2 separate regions of the Homo sapiens genome follow, and region 2 is linked to region 1. A link is an interaction called in ENCODE POLR2A ChIA-PET data of the cell type or tissue named here. Cell type or tissue: OCI-LY7. All regions are shown on one strand. Links, peaks and the distances in the headings refer to the core of each region. The heading gives the core; the rest is flanking DNA.

The links. ChIA-PET counts read pairs that join two places held together with the same protein. Peaks named below come from ENCODE experiments on the same cell type or tissue, not always from the same donor. Only the 100,000 strongest peaks of a DNase experiment are listed, where the experiment ranks them.
Region 2: POLR2A ChIA-PET joins it to region 1 with 18 read pairs; 3 of 35 experiments call an interaction of 5 or more read pairs at or near these places.

The regions. Positions count from the first base shown.
Region 1 is chr2:65,158,909-65,161,821 of GRCh38, forward strand. No RefSeq gene overlaps it. Among named protein-coding and RNA genes, the nearest start is that of RAB1A, 30 kb to the left of the region's middle. In OCI-LY7, for the core only: no CTCF peak of the experiment used is centred there; a DNase peak (open chromatin) is centred at 1,203; H3K4me3 peaks cover 812 bases; H3K27ac peaks cover 1,704 bases.
Region 2 is chr2:64,931,150-64,934,062 of GRCh38, forward strand. It overlaps LINC02245 (long intergenic non-protein coding RNA 2245), which reads right to left and starts at 1,298. Exons shown (of 3, transcript NR_036586.1): 1 at 1,196-1,298. RefSeq lists enhancers at 1,673-1,812, 1,853-1,922, 1,963-2,112. In OCI-LY7, for the core only: no CTCF peak of the experiment used is centred there; DNase peaks (open chromatin) are centred at 642, 882, 1,482 and 1,842; H3K4me3 peaks cover 2,151 bases; H3K27ac peaks cover 2,500 bases.

The sequences.
Region 1 (2,913 bases), core at 172-2,671:
CCTATAATCCCAGCACTTGGGGAGGCTGAGGCGGGCGGATCACCTGAGGTCAGGAGTTCGAGACTAGCATGGCCAACATGGTGAAACCCTGTCTCTACTAAAAATACAAAAAATTAGCTGGGCCTGATGGCACACACCTGTAGTCCCAGATACTCAGGAGGCTGAGGTGGGAGGATCGCTTGAACCCAGGAGGTGGAGGTTGCAGTAAGCCAAAATTGTGCCACTGTACTCCAGCCTGGGTGACACAGCAAGACCCTGTTTCAAAAAAAAAAAGTTTTGGGTTCAGTTTAATTTCTTTTCTTTCAAAAAGATTTTTTTTTTTTTTTTTTTTTTTAGAGATAGGGTCTTGCTATGTGGCCCAGGTTTGTCTTGACTCCTGAGCTCAAGAAGTCCTCATGCCTCAGCCTCTCAAAGTTCTGGGATTACAGGTGTGAACCACGATGCCCAGCCAAGTTTAATTTTTTTGTTTGTTTGTTTTTGCTTTTGTTTTATTTTGTTTTTTGAGACAGGGTCTCACTCTGTTGGCCAGGCTGGAGTGCAGTGGCACGATCACAGCTCACTACAGCCTTGACCTCCCAGGCCCAAGCAATTCACCCACCTCAGCCTCCCAAGTTAGCTGGGACTACAGGCGTGCACCACCACGCCTGGCTAATGTTTTGATTTTTCTGTAGAAATGGAGTTTCACTATGTTGTTCAGGCTGGTCTGGAACTCCCCGCCTCAAGCCATCCTCCCACCTCAGCCTCCCGAAATCCTGGGATTATAGGCGTGAGCCACTGTGCCCAGCCAAGTTTCATTTTTGACTTATAAACGTTATCATTATAGGTCTTTCTGCTTAAGAGATACAACCAAAGTGTACCTATTCATTCCACAAATATTGCGTGCCAGGCCCCACACTGAGCTGAGTACTGTTCTAGGCACATGATATGTAACAGCAAGTAAAACATCCCTATCCTCACCAAGCTGATATTCAAGTGAAGGTGACAGACGAGAAACATAATGCATAAGGAAATCAGGTAATGTGTTAGAAGGTGGTGAGTGCTATAGTGAAATAAGATCAAGGTTAGGTGGATCTGGCATGTGTGGAGAAGCAAGTTGCAATCTTAAGGGTAGGCTTTGTTGAGAAGTAATTTTAAGCAAACGGTGCAAATGTTTAGGGGAAGAACAATCCAGGAAGTGGTAACAGCTGCACAGAGTCCCAAGAAAGCAGTATAGTGGCTTATTCCAGAAACAGCAAGGAGGCCAAAGTGACTGCATAGCGGGCCAGGTGGGAAGGTCAAGGAGATTGGGTAGGGCCTAGGGCTGTTGAAGGATTTCAGTTTCCACTGTTTCCTTGCTTCCTCTGAACAAAGCACTTTTGAGCAGAGAGGAACTCAATTTGGCTTTCATTTTAAAGGGTCTCTGTGGGCCAGGAGCAGTGGCTCACGCCTGTAATCCCAGCACTTTGGGAGACCGAGGTGGGTGGATCACCTGAGGTCAGGAGATCGAGACCAGCCAGGCCAACATGGTGAAACCCCATCTGTACTGAAAATACAAAAATTAGCTGGGTGTGGTGGCAGCGCCTGTAATCCCAGCTACTTGGGCAGCTAAGGCAAGAGAAAGGAGAATTGCTTGAACCCAGGAGGCGGAGGTTGCAGTGAGCTGAGATCATGCCATTGCACTCCAGCCTGGGTGACAGAGCAAGACAGTGTCTTAAAAAAAAAAAAAAAGAGCGGGGGAGGCAGGTGCTGTGGCTCACGCCTGTAATCCCAACACTTTGGGAGGCCAAGGCGGGCAGATCACAAAGTCAGGAGATCAAGACCATCCTGGCTAACACGGTGAAACCCCGTCTCTACTGAAAATACAAAAAAAAAAAAAACAACAACAACAAAATTAGCTGGGCATGGTGGCAGGCACCTGTAGTCCCAGCTACTCGGGAGGCTGAGGCAGGAGAATGGCGTTGAACCCGGGAGGTGGAGGTTGCAGTAAGCCGAAATTGTGCCACTGCACTCCAGCCTGGGCGACAGAGCGAGACTCCGTCTCAAAAAAAAAATAAAAAAATAAAAAAAAATAAAAGCGGGGGGGCGGGGGGGCGGGGGGCTCTGTGCCTCCCTGTTGAGAATAGACTGAAGGGGACAAGACAGAAACAAGGAGACCAGGTGGTACAGGTGGGAGCCTACTGTAATGATCCAGGCAAGAGCTGGGAGTGGTTCAAACCAGCGTGTAGAGTGGCAGGGGTAAAAAAGGATCACATTCTGGATGAGTTCTGCAAACAGAACCAACAGAATTTACAGAGGGATGGGATGCGGGCTGGGAGAGAAAGAGAAGAGTCAAAGTGACTCCAAGGTTTGAAGCCTAAACAACTACAAAAAATGGAGTTGTCATCAGCTGTGGTGGGGAAGCTGCTGATGCAGCAGGCTTGGGGGTAGATCAGGAGTTCAGTTTTGGATACACTGCTTTGACATCCAAATGGGGTCATAAGTGGGCTTTGGATATGTGAATCTGGAGTTCAGGAGAGAGGCTGAGCAGGAGACATAATTTGGGAGTTGTAAGTATATAGATAGATAATAGTTATTCATTTTTTCCCATCCTTTTAACATGAACATTTTTAAGCATACACAAATGTGCATACATTTAGTACATATACCTTCTACCTTCATTCAACAATTATTAACATTTTGCCATATTAGCTCTATATTTCTCTATCTTTTTAAAATAAAAATAGAGACAGGTTCTCACTTTGTTGCCCAGGCTAGTTTCAAACTCCTGGGCTCGTGCGATCCTCTCGCTTTGGCCTCCAAAAGTGCTGGTATTACAGGCATGAGCCACCACGCCCAGCCATATTTGTCTATTTATACACGCTTTTATTTGTTTGTTTAACTGAGCCATTTCAGAGTAGGAAACATCTTGTTGCTTCACTCTTGAATACTCTGGCA
Region 2 (2,913 bases), core at 138-2,637, 230 kb before region 1:
TACTGATGGGGTTCAGGCACAAGGAGGTTGGATACTGGCAATCAGGAAATGAAGGGCAATGTCACTAAATGGCTTGAGTCCCAAAGAGATAGTCATTTATTTTAATTTTTTTCTAGAGAAAAACAGTTTAGATGCATTCAGACTATTTTCTGTTTTTTCATTCACATGTTATTTTTTATGGAATGAAATCTATCAATATCTTCCTTTATGGTTTGGGTGATGTTTCAGGGTGTTCAATCATCCCCATTTGCATGGAACTGTTCAGTTTTAGCACTGAAAGTCCCACATCCTGGGAAATTCCTCAGTCCCGGGCAAATCAGAACAGTTGGTCACCTTAGAAGCCATGGACTCTCATACTTCAAAAATTACCAATAGTCTCGCAACCAGTTCTCTCCTTTCATTCTCATCCCTCCTCTCTTGCTGAATTATTATCCAAAATACAAAAGAACAAACTCACAGACTGGTAGGAACCTACATCTTTAATCCTAACCCCCGTTACCTGCTTTGGATATCCAACACTCTAACCAAATAGGCTTAATTAAATATGATTCCCCAAACACCCCCACCCCAGGTGTCTCAGTCACTCTGTGCTGTTATAAATGACTATATACTGGGTGGCTTAGACAACAGAGATTTATTTCTCACTGTTCTAGAGGCCGGGAAGTCAGATCAGGGCGCCAGCATGGTCGGCTCTGGTAAGGGACCTCTTCCTCGTTTGCAGATGACCATTCTCTCGTTGTGTCCTCACATGGCAGAGAGGATAGAAAGCAAGCTCTCTCCTGTCTTTTCATGAAGACACTAATCCCATTCATGAGGGATTCACCCTCATGGCCTAATTACTTTCCAGAGGCCACACCACCTAATGCCATCACAATGGGGACTGGGCTTCAACAAGTCGATTAGGGGGAAGGGGGGAGCCACAAGCATCCAGTCCATAGTACCAGGCTCTCATATCTCAGGCCTCTGTTCCTGGTCTTCTCCTTCCCTGAATTTTCTCTCCCTTTGCAGCCTGCCTGCCTCCCATTCTTCCTTTCAGACCTTCCTTTGAAGCAACCTTGTCTAGGAAGGCTTTGCAACCTGAACTCTTCCTCCTTAGATATTTATAGCTCTTTGAGCTCCTCTATTAATTATAACAAGGTAGTAAGTGACAGAACATCTGACACCAGATGGCTCAAACAAACGAAAAGCACCCTACCTTTGGAAGGTAGATCCACATTCAGGCATAGTCGGATTACAGGATCAGAGCATAGCCATCCAGATTCTGTATCTCTTCCTCCATCTCTCAACTCTAGGTTACCTCTCTCCTCGGGCAGCCCCTCCCCTCACAGCTGTAAGAGCATCGGCAGCTTCTTGGGCTGCATTTTTTCAGGGTATGGGAAAAGAGGAGGAGTTACTATATCAACATCCCCAGAGGCTGAAAATGCCCCTGACTGGACCACTTTATTCCATCGCTGTGGTCAGGAGGTTGTGCAGGGCCATGAGGCTGCACAGGTGGTTGTTATGCATTGCATGACACCAAGAGGTGCCATTCACATAGTCTGCAACACAGCTACCGGACCGAGCACACCCTTTCACCTCTCTGGGTCTCAGTTTCATGAGTCAGATAAGAGTGACAAATCTGAGGTCTCCTTTAGTCCTACAGATCTACCATTCCACCATTCTGTGACCTCCTCTGTTGAAATAGTATTTTAGTGGTTTGGCTATCTTTCCATGAAGAGTTCTTAAACTCTCTTTTTATCTATGTTCATCCCCCTCCAGAATAACAAGTGGGTGGTAAGCTTTTTTAAAAAGAGGAAGCAGAGAAGCCCAAAGAAATTAAGATGTAAAAATAGTACATTGTGAAAATTCTCAGTTCCGTGTTACCACTGGTCATATCTATTTGGCTGGACAAGTTATAATGTAGTCGCCATTTGCTGAGTGTTTGTTACATGCTTGCTTCTAAATGTTCCTTGTGTGTTACATCTTCTAGTTTCTTCTGGTGACCCCCATGGACTAGATGGTACTGTACCTGTTGTTCCCATTTTATAGACAAAGAAAGTAAGCCCTGGAAAGTTGCTCGGGGTGCATGTTCACCGAATGGTGGCATCTGGATTTGAACATATGTTTGCTGGGCTTCACATTTCTCTCTGACCCAACACACTGTGTCACTCCTTCGTCAGAGTCTCTGCTGGAGTTCATCGAGTCTCAACTGGGGGCTCTAGCCCAAGGGAGTGATGTACTTGCTGGTTCACAGGAACATGAGTGTTTTTAAAAGGAAGATTCAATTTTAATATAATTAATAATTATAAATAATAACAATTTTATATTTGGAAATTTTTATTTTCTGACAAAAGTATAGAAAGTAAAATTCAATAAAATACTCTTGGCTGGTTGCAGTGGCTCATGCCTATAATCCCAGCCCTTTGGGAGGCCAAGATGGGTGGATCACGAGGTCAAGAGAGTGAGATCATCCTGGCCAACATGGTGAAACCCTGACTCTACTAAAAATACAAAAATTAGCTGGGTGTGGTGGCACACGCCTATAGTCCCAGCTACTCGAGAGGCTGAGGCAGGGGAATCGCTTGAACCTGAGAGGCAGAGATTGCAGTGAGCCGAGATCGCACCACTGCACTCCAGCCTGGTGACAGAGCAAGACTCCATCTCAAAAAAAAAAAAAATACTCATGGCAAGTGGGGACACACAGACAAGAGAGATGCTTCTTCATGTATCAGAACCTTGGGTCAGGGATGACCTTTGAGACTTGTATGTCGATCTGAAGAAGAAATTGTTTTTAAAAAGCTGAAAAGCACAGATCGATACAATAATGGGCAGGTCTTATTTTAGTTAGTATCTGTTTCAATTCAGTCTCTACTTTGCTGCCCAGGGCTGTGTGTATGCCACTAACCTTTCCCAGGGAGTGCTGGTCAACCAGGA